Regions from separate parts of the Homo sapiens genome. Here region 2 is linked to region 1. Evidence: chromatin loops called from intact Hi-C (ENCODE). Cell type or tissue: ascending aorta. All regions are shown on one strand. Links, peaks and the distances in the headings refer to the core of each region. The heading gives the core; the rest is flanking DNA. Region 1 overlaps LOC105379129 (a long non-coding RNA gene). Region 2 overlaps ATG12 (autophagy related 12).

Region 1 (5,391 bases), core at 285-5,284:
TAATAAAAAGATACAAAGGAAAATAAAATAATCATAGGAGCCTATTTCCCTCAACTGCCTGCAAATAAATTTGAACATTTAGGTGAAATTAATCCTTTTTCTAAAAAAACACAATTTACTGAAATTGGTGAATTAAAAATATAAACATTAAATATTAAATGTCCAAGAAAAATAAAAAGAAAACAGTTGTCAAGGAGGTAGGCTCCCAAAGAGCATCAGGCTCAGAGGGCTTCAAAGGCTAATCTTACAAAATCTTTATGGAAGAAATAAATAGGCTGTAATGCTATTTTTTTGTTTTTCAGACAGGGTCTTGCTCTGTCACCCAGGCTAATGTGCAATGGCATGATCACAACTCACTGCAGCCTTGAACTCCTAGGCTCAAGCCATCCTCCCGCCTCAGGTAGCTAGGATTATAGACACTGCACCACCATGTCCAGCTATCTCTTAATTTTTTTTTTTTTTTGTAAAGATGGGGTCTCCTTATGTTGTTCAGCTGGTCTCAAACTCCTGGCCTCAAGCAATCCACCTGCCTCAGCCTCCTAAAGTCCTGGGATTATAGGCGTGAGCCACCATGACTGGCATCTAATGCTTTTTAAATTGTTCCAGAGCAGAGGCAAAAGAGGAAAGCTTCCAAATTCTATTAATGAAAGTAGCATACGCTTGTTACCAGAAACTGACAGCACAAAAATCACTTATGAATACTGATTTTAAAATGTTCACCAAAGTTTTAGCAAACAGAATCCAGCAGCACCTTAAAATAATTAAGGGAAAAAGAATTTTTTCCCTATGGTCTCAAGAATGATTTAACATTATTCACTATTTTAATAAGTGGTTGGGTATAGTAACATGGTTCATTCACTGTCTACCCCAATCTCTCTTTTGTATGACATCCTATACCATAAAGGCTGGAAAGTTCAGAATCTTCATTTCCTAGGCTCCCTTGCAGCCAGGGTCTTCAATGTGAATTACGTTTGACAATCAGACAGATGCATTTGTGTGAGACTTGTTTTCAGAATACAGTTGGTGGCACCTGAGGCAGCCATTTTGCTGGGGTAGCTTGTAGCAGACACAGTGAGACTCTGGAGCTGGTAGTCCTTTTATCGGTTTTCTGATCCAGAGGTGAAAGATAGGAAGGTGTGTTCCTGGAGCTAAGAATTGTGGTGGCAGGCTGTCATTCCCAGATCACCTTAAGATGACATGCTCACAAACTGTGGGATGGGAGCATGACTTCCTGACTGTGACAGAGGGGGCAGATCCCTGGGTGGGCCAGTTTTGCAGTATGGTTCCGGGAGCCACTACTAGACAGCTTGCTCCTCCAGCTTTCTACTGATTTGTATGCAGCCAATTCCCTGTATAAAACCCTCTTCTGTTTTCTGCAACTGAAATTTGTCTGATAAAAGTGATTAAAAAAGAAAAAAGTTATGCATGATTTTCTCCAAATATACTGAAAAGGCATTCAATAGATCTCAACATCCATACTTGATTTTTAAAAAAAATCACAATAAAGGGGAAAGATGGGTATTTCCCAAAAGCCAGCAGTCTGCTCAATGAGGAAACACTAATGCTCAATGAGCATTGCTGTTAAAATGAGCAGCAAGACAATTGTATCTACAGTCATCACTATTATTTGGTGTAGTTCTGGAGGTTTAACCAATGCAATTAGACAAGACAAAGACATGAGTTATAAACATTGGAAGAGTGGTACAATATCACTATTTACAGATCACTGTATGCCTGGAAATCCCAAGAAACTCAATTATACATGTGTTGTGAACAATGTGAGAACTTGTGGAATGGATGGGTACAAAATTAGTGTGCAGAAAGGAATCACCTTCATCTATACAAACAACAAGCAGTTAGAAAACATAATAGAAATAAAGACCCAATTTGACATAGTGAAAAAAAAAAAAAACTGAATGTAAGCTCCATTCTGGAAAGGACTTTGCCTGCCTGCTCACTGTTATGGTTTTTGAATATGTGAAAGAATACAATGAAAACATAAATATTTTAAGTAGACAAGCTGGTCTATAGCTTATAATAAAAAGTAAAGAAAAAATCCAGAAATTTTCAGAAAAAATAAACCAATAACAGTGAGGGGCATGCTCTAATAAACACTTAATGGAATACACTCGCTTTCCCCAAGTAGAAACATTTGACAATTGAGTAAATGATAAAAATAGCATTTTAAATAGTAATTCTTTCAAAGAGAACTCATGCAAGGTTAACTTCATACCCATGCATGTCTGAAAATGCCTTTATTTTTACATCTGTTGGAGAGTTTGGCTCAGCAGAGAACTCTAGACAGAGTAAAAATTCTCTTCAGAATATTTAAGATATTGTTCTCTTGTTTTTCCTATTTACTATTGTCACTGAGAAGTCAGATATTAATCTGATTCTTGTCCCATCTGTAGCTAATCTGTTTACTCACTTTGAAAACTCCTAAAAAAACAAAATTAAATCAGGCCATTTAGCTACTTATTGCCAGAGGTTTAAGCAGGACCCAAAGCCTACCAAATCTACTAGGGCACTGAAGTGTTCTTCCCATCAAATCTCTATCGCAATTTCTACTTAATGAGAATAATAGGATGCCAAAAATATAAGCAAAATTAATCATCAATCAGTAAGGCTCAACTTCTTTAATGACTTCCTACCAGTGGAATTTGAGAACCTCACCTTTCTTAAACTATATAAAATTGCATTTCAGTTTTTATCCACCAGATGTCACCTGAGCAACAGTAGAAAACATGCAGTTCATATTTGATTCTTTCCAAAAGAAAAAAATATTTTCATCTTTTAGGCATGAAAATTAGAATGTTCTTGTTATAATATATCAGTAATAGAAGTAAGAGCAAACCAGTTGAAATCCTGGCAGATAAATAAAAACACTTACTTTCATATTAAGACTCACAAATACAGTCAACTGACATTTAGCTTCTTAAATGGATTGTTCCCAAAATTTTATACTAAATCTAATAATTATTTTTAGCAAAAATGGTTAGAATAGTTTTTAATGCTACCAATTTCTATGTGATACAAATAGTTTTTTAAAAAAACACCTCAATTACTTATACCAGAATATAAATCAAAACAATAAATACTAGCAACTTTGAAGTTCATGAACTAATTTTTACCTGCAATCTCATTCAACCTTCATTAGTTATTCCCTAATGTATTTGAACAGACTTCTTAAATGACCTGTAAAACCCTGCATGATATGGTCCCTGACCACTTTTCCTGCTTCTCTCTCCATCTTTCCTGGTTCTCTAGCTACCCTGGGCTTTTTTAGCTCTCATAACATGCCAGCATCCCTTAGCCTGTATTAGTGGTTATGTCTGGAGGGAGCCTCTAACCCTCGCTTCCTGACACAATTCGAATGTCAGTTCCTAGGGAAGCCTTTTTTGGCCACCTCCACCCACATCTAGATTTGGATCCCATCTAATCTGATTTTTCCCCTTTATAACAGTTGTCATAATTCATTATCTATTTGTGTGATTATTTGATTAATATTCTTTCCCTTCTAGAGGACAACCTCCATGGGGCACCCCTGTGTCTCTGCTATTCAGCACGGAGTCCATAGGAGCACTTAATAAATATTTGTTGAAGGAAAGACTTCCTGAATATAGGTTATAATGTTTATACTCCTCCCCCATTCAAATGCAAACTCCACAAGAGATGATGTTTGTTCCATTTACTATTGCATATCTATGCCTGAGGCAGCCCATCTTAGACATCAATTTGAATTTTTTAGATGGATCCATGAAAAAATAAATGAGTATGTATTTTCTAAACTAAAAATTAGGACATATTTGGACAAGTATTTGGAATGAGGGTCAGCTTCAGATATATGGGACAGATAACTTCTAAATATGAGAACAGTTAAATGTCATTTCTTAATAACTATTTTTGTTCCATTGGTGAAGTGAGATGGAGATGACAAAAACACTGGTCATCTAAGGCAAGTCCTAGGTATATACATTTCGCTTATTTTTTTTTCAATAGTAATTTTTTTTTATTATCCTCACTCACTCAGGAATCAACCAAAAACATGACATTGAGCCATCTTTCCTAGGGAAATTACAGGATTTTTCAATTGGGATGGCTCAATGTAGTTATTGACTGTATCTCACAGGTGGGTGGAAGGATGAAGCACTCTTCAATCCAGGGAAGGGCTTGGATAGATTTTTTATTTTATTTTATTTTATTTTATTTATTCATTTATTTATTTATTTATTTATTTATTTATTTATTTATTTATTTATTTTGAGATGGAGTCTTGCTCTGTTGCCCAGGCTGGCGTGCAGTGATGTGATCTTGGCTCATTGCAAGCTCCACCATTCTCCTGCCTCAGCCTCCCCAGTAGCTGGGACCACAGGTGCCTGCCACCAAACCCGGCTAATTTTTTGTATTTTTTTTAGTACAGACGGGGTTTCACCATCTTAGTCAGGATGGCCTCGATCTCCTGTCTTCGTGATCCACCCGCCTTGGCCTCCCAAAGTGCTGGGACTACAGGCGTGAGCCACCGCGCCCGGCTGGATAGATTTTTTTTTTTAGCCACTGCCACAACATGGCACAGGGACCCTGACTGGTGTAATTCAGTTATTCCATAAACATTATTTATTCATTCAAACAGCTTTTAATTAGACGATCATTATGTGCCAGTTACAGTGCTTGCTGCTAGGGCTACAAAGCCAAATGAGGCATGGTCGTTGCTCTCAAGCAGCTATCTTGTCAGGGAAGACAGGTCAATAGACCAATAGCTGAAGTCCAGTTTGGCTCAAATAAATACAATGCACAGGGTATTATAGGAATATGCAGTTTGGTATAAATTAGAGTAGTGGGAAGGGGTCTTCAGCAGGGCTTCCTTAAAGAAGTGACACCCAAGCTTAGTTTTCAAGGACCAGACGCAGTTAGCTGTATTAATTCCACTATTAGCAGTAGTAATAGTGGAAAGGAAGACAGCTTCTTAGGAGAGAAAACCTGAGATAGAGAGCACGGAGAAATGATATACAATAGTTTGTTTAGGGAACTAGAAGAAATTCAGCATGGCTATAACAAAGCATGATGCCATTTGATGTAGCAGCGAGGAGACTCTCACTGAATTTGAGAGAGCTGACCGGTTCATTCATCTACTCCTCACTCTCACAACCTGAGCCCCAATGAATAATTCTTTCTTTGCACACAAGACAAAACTAGAGATAGTAGAAAAGAAATTTTTAGTATGAACGACAGTTATGGCAAATGCAGTCTTACAAATTGGCATGAGCTTCTATTACTAGTTTTCTAGGAAAAATAATTGAAGCTTGTCATAGAGACCAGGCAAAGGCTCTAATAAGAATACTTTGCATCTGCAGTGAGATGCTTTTGCACCCGTAGAAACCAGAGCCTAAAGGA
Region 2 (5,379 bases), core at 380-5,379, 520 kb after region 1:
TCTATTTTAAAAACTTCCGAGATTTAAATTCAAATCTGAAAATCTGTCCTACCCCCTTGAGTCAACATGAAAGTGACTCCAAGAACAGGGACTTTATTAGTCTCTTATGAGCTTTATTAGTGTTATTCCAATATTTAGGACATAGTAGGCACTCAATATGTGAATGACAGGTTATACGAACAAACTGAAGTTTATACTTACGTTTCAAGGTTTTTGATATTGCCAAATGGCCCCCTAAAAGTGATATACCAACTCATATTCTATTCACCAAAATATGACAGGATTTCCCCACAACTCTGCTAATAGCAAGATGTACATTATTTTTATTGTCAGTCAGCATTGTTTTTATTTGTATTTTTTGTAACCAATGGGGTTCAAGGTGTTTCATGTTTTGTTGGCCATTTGTATCTTTTTGTGAATCGAAATTTGGTATGTTTTGCCTATTTTTCAGTTGGTCTTTTCTTACCAATTGAAACAAATTCTTCATATACTTAAGACATTAAAAACACTGTCATATGTTGCAAATATTTTCCATTACCTTCTGCTGTACAAAAACTTAAACTATACAAAATTTCCTTTGTTTTTAGCTGTCATACTTTGCTAATCACAATTTCATTCACTCGATGTGTTACATTACTAATTATTTACATATAAGGAAATGTACTAAGTATTATGTGTGTGTGGGTACCAGATAAAAACCAGAATAACTGGACACATGGCTCTGAGGCAGTATGCAATAAGTGATTTAATAGTGGTAGTTTGCTCTAAGTGTTTTTATGAGAGAAAGGGTATCTTCTCCTTGAATGATTCAGATAGCCTTTAAAAAGTTAAAATCTGAATCAGGCCTTGAAGAAGAGTTAGGATTTGAAAGGGTGAAGGTGTAAGTAAACTGCACGAGCAGAAGTAGATAACAGAAAACACAAGGCATCTTCAAAGAATGGTGAATAATCCAGTTTGGGTTAAATAATGTAGGCAGAGTATTTATATAAATACGATTTGAACTGTATTCAAATAGTAGTATTTGCTGAACTGTTTTCTGAATAGTTTTCATTACGTGGCCTGTAGCTGGCTTCCTTAGTGCCAAAAGTTTACTCAGCATATTATAATCCTTGGAAAATGAAGCAGAAACTGCATGAAAAGAGATTTTTATTTTCACACTCCTTCAACACCTAAGGCTTTCTCACTTTGTGTTACAACTAAATTGGTTGACTAATGTCATGTAATCTGAGAAATACACTGTACTTCGTTCTAGTAGATATTTAAGGTCCCTTTAGGACTGAAACTTACAGAAATCAGATTCCAGGAATTATCCAATCTCATTTTGATTTCGGATAAACATTAATTTGCCTTATTCCTTAAATATGGTGAATTCATTATGAAGTCTTTGGCATACTTTTAAAGATGGAAGTACAATATTGCAATATTATACATATACTTTGTGTGCCATGGGTCATCTATGCACAGTAAGATGAAGCATGATATTAATGACATCTATTTAGTCACAAAGAAAATTTAAAATATCACCTGAATGTTCAGTTTTTCCCCCAAGTTTAATCAGACTTGAGAGTTTAAATTAAAAATAAATTGTGTTGTAGGTTCTAGTCACCCAATAACTTATCGGATCCAGGCTTAATTATTGTTTAATGTTGCAAATTTAGCGCAGAATAATTCTTTGAGTAAAGATCAAGAAATAATTAAATATGATTTGAAAAAGTACAAAGTCCAGGCCCGGCACGGTGGCTCACACCTATAATCCCAGCACTTTGGGAGGCCAAGGCGGGTGGATCACCTGAGGTCAGTCAGGAGTTTGAGACCAGCCTGGCCAAAATGGTAAAACCCTGTCTCCACTAAAAATAACAAAAAATTAGGCGGGTGTGGTGGCAGGTGCCTGTAATCCCAGCTACTCAGGAGGCTGAGGCAGGAGAATCACTTGAACCCGGGAGGTAGAGGTTGCAATGAGCCAAGATTGTGCCATTACAGTCCAGCCTGGGCAACAAGACCGAAACGCTGTCTCTTTAAAAAAAAAAAAAAAAAAAAAAAGTGCAAAGTCCTATGTATTCTTCAGAGTTGTTAGGAAAGAAAACAAATAAGGTTAGCTACATATTTAGCTAACCTTAGATTTAATAAACTATTAAGTTATTTAGGTCAAAAAGAATAACTAAATGGATGCTACAAATTTCAACCAGTATTTTCGATTTTTTGAGGTCTATCATCTGAACCCTCAGTGGCAAACAATACGAAAATTCAACATATTTTTATTTGTTAAATATATGAATATAATTAAATATATTCCTTCAGTAAACTGAACTGGACAAAACTAGAGAACAGACCTTTTCCATACTCATTTAACTTTAAAATGATATTACTTTGAATTCTACTACATACCATCTTAGATCCTGTTTTGAAATTCCATTCACATTACATTCGATTTACTAGAATGCCTTTTTTTTTCTTTTTTGAGATGGGGTCTCACTCTGTTGCTCAGCAGGAATGCAGTGGTACAATCACGACTCACTATACCCTTGAACTTCTGGGCTCAGGGGATCCTCTTGCCTCTGCAGCCTAATAATTTTTTTTTAATTTTTATTTTTTTGTAGAGTTGGGGATCTTGCCTTGCTAACCAGGCTGGTCTCAAACTTGTGGCTTCACGCAATCCCCACACCTCAGCCTTCCAAAGTGCTGGGATTACAGGTGTAAGCCACCATGCCTGATCTGGAATGCTTTCTAAAAATATGGCATTATAAACATAATACTAAAGAGAAAAAAAGGTTAAATTTCACTTCAAGAAATTATCAGTCTAATAGCATCAGTAAAAATGGCACTTTTAGTCATGGCATAAAATATACAATAAGGCTATTTTTCAATTATTGTTTTCAAGTTGGAAAATGCATTATGAAACACTCAAAAAGATGCTACTGGGTTTACTCATCAAGTGCTTTTGACACCATATAAATGACAGAGTAACACCACAGTTATGTGATTGGGACTCAAGAATCCTTAAATGTTAGGACTGAAAACAGGTATATGACTTATTTGTCCAGAATTTATATTTTTCTGTATCCCAATAAAATAATTAAGCCATGTGTATTGTGTAAAATTACAGTCTTTCAGTCTGTCCTATGTGCTTGCTCTCCTGGCTAGATATTAGCTAAAAATTAGCAAAAACAGCCATTTCCCCTATTATTCCCCAGCAAAGATGTGAAACCAAAACGCCTAACCTTTTCTGCCTGGTGGACTGCCCTCTACTGGACTATTTGAGGTATTCAGCCAGCAGGTCAATGTGACTAAAAAGGTAAACATAGAGATAAATGTAAACATTAAAAAAAAAGGAACCCTTTAGTATATTAACTTTTACCATGAAAACAATTTCAGTCATTTTGAGAACTGACAATGAAGATGTTTATACAGTCTTAGTCTCCTTTTCAACCTTGGAGGCAGATCTGCAGCAATAATAGTAACAAGTAGGAGCAATGGGTGTACTATCATGACCATCTTTTATGATGACTGGTGCATTAATACAAATCACATTTTTCTGAGTCCATTCATGCTATGGATGTTTTCTTATGCATAAACATAGAGTAGACACATACTAAATAGATCACATCTGTTAAGTCTCTTGCCACAAGCATCAAAACTTTTCAGAGCTGTCTCTTCCGTGAAAATCCATTTCATGTAGTAGCAAGTTGATTTTCTTTGTGGTTCATCCCCACGCCTGAGACTTGCAGTAATGTAAAACCAGTTTACCATCACTGCCAAAACACTACAAAAAAAAAAGGCAATAAATCAAACTCAATCTTTTATTATTCTTAGATGAAACTAAGAAGATAAATGCCACATGTATCATAAATATCCACACACGTATATTAAGTTACCTATGTTACAGGCTATCTCTTTCAAAGGATGCCTGTTTCTATCAGACACATATTAATAATCCTAAGTGTTTAATAAAATCTGTCCTTTAAGCATCTTAGGCATGAATGAGCTTATGTATTTTAATCTTGTCCTTTCTCTACATGTCCAACCACAATATATGTAATTTTAGCTGTTTTCTAGTAGTGGTGCTAGTATGTGTACTCTAATAACTATTACAATGACTCTGTAAGATGTTAAACAGTCATTCTTATGCTGTTTTCTCAATTTCTTGTAGGCAGATTTGGATAACAGATTATAAGAACAATGTAGAAGAAATCAAATGTAGATAAAGAAAAAGCCTTACTTTATGAGAATCATGAAGATGACTTTGAAATGTAATTTATTCCTTGGTTCTTCAATCATTGTATAATTTATTAATATCTTTCTATGATCAAGATGTTAGATAACAGAACAAGAAAGTCATCTTTTCTACCCCAGAAAATTAAGAATGGCATGCCATCTCTTGAAATAAAAATGTGAATTAACAATACTACACAATATACATATTATACAGATGTGCATACTCGATTAAGAAAAAAAAGCAGTAATTTCTTTCTTTTTTTTTTTTTTTTTTTTTTTTTTTTACCTCATAGAGAGTTCCAACTTCTTGGTCTGGGGAAGGAGCAAAGGACTGATTCACATAAATAAACTACAAGAAAGGAAGGAAAAACAGAGATGTTTAATGGTATCCTGATTAATCTGCATTTTTCTGCATTCCAATCAGCTAGCTATTTTGTATTGTTTTCACAATTGAAGAAAGCTTCTCTGAACTCCTAACTTTTCTAAATAGTCAATTTAAAGAGATCATTACGAAGATCTCATTTTTCCTCCAGAGGAATAAAAATAACACAATTCCAGTTCCTAGAACAGTGGTTCCTAACTTTGTATAACTAAGAAACTTTTAAATATTTTTTACAAATAGCTTTTGAAGAGCTGGCTATTCAAGAAATTACATTATCGTAAAAATGTCCCCACTTACCCACAAAGAATTTCTCCTAAGATAATTACACAGGCACACAGCCAAAAATCAATATGTCTAATATTCAAGGTAGTTTGTACACTTTCCTTGGGTAAATGTATGACATATATACTTAGGTTTTTTAATAAAGTCACTTACAGGCAAATGAAGCAGGAAAAAAAGTAACAATTAAAACCTTATAACCTTGCTCTTTAAAGGATTCACTGCTCAATGTTTCAGTTTAGTCTGTTTTTACTAAAATATTTCTAGTACTTAAAGTCACAGTGTTGAAGTGCCCTTTAATAATTTTCTTTTTGGAAAACAAAACTTTATTTGCAGGTAACATATTTAGTTTTCCTTTAATATCCAAATTTGGGACTAAAATGTCCTGGATTAAACTTAGTATTTAAAAAAAAAAGTATCAGAATAGTTGGTTGACAGATACTATTTTGATCACCAACCATGAACCATCAATATTGCTTGCATCTCTCTTAGCCAATATAGTGTGG

Evidence for each region. Peaks named below come from ENCODE experiments on the same cell type or tissue, not always from the same donor. Only the 100,000 strongest peaks of a DNase experiment are listed, where the experiment ranks them.
Region 2: it touches region 1 in a loop (6-fold over the local background); 44 of 110 quality-filtered maps call a loop at or near these places.

The regions. Positions count from the first base shown.
Region 1 is chr5:115,307,239-115,312,629 of GRCh38, forward strand. All of the region lies in intron 1 of LOC105379129 (a long non-coding RNA gene), which reads left to right. Among named protein-coding and RNA genes, the nearest start is that of CCDC112, 13 kb to the left of the region's middle. In ascending aorta, for the core only: a CTCF peak has its summit at 2,704 (motif pointing right); no DNase peak of the experiment used is centred there.
Region 2 is chr5:115,828,104-115,833,482 of GRCh38, forward strand. It overlaps ATG12 (autophagy related 12), which reads right to left. Exons shown (of 4, transcript NM_004707.4): 3 at 4,499-4,561; 4 at 97-3,760. The coding sequence ends at 3,701. LOC124901049 (a long non-coding RNA gene) reads left to right here. Exons shown (of 2, transcript XR_007058908.1): 2 at 4,148-4,779. Among named protein-coding and RNA genes, the nearest start is that of ATG12, 11 kb to the right of the region's middle. In ascending aorta, for the core only: a CTCF peak has its summit at 3,242 (motif pointing left); no DNase peak of the experiment used is centred there.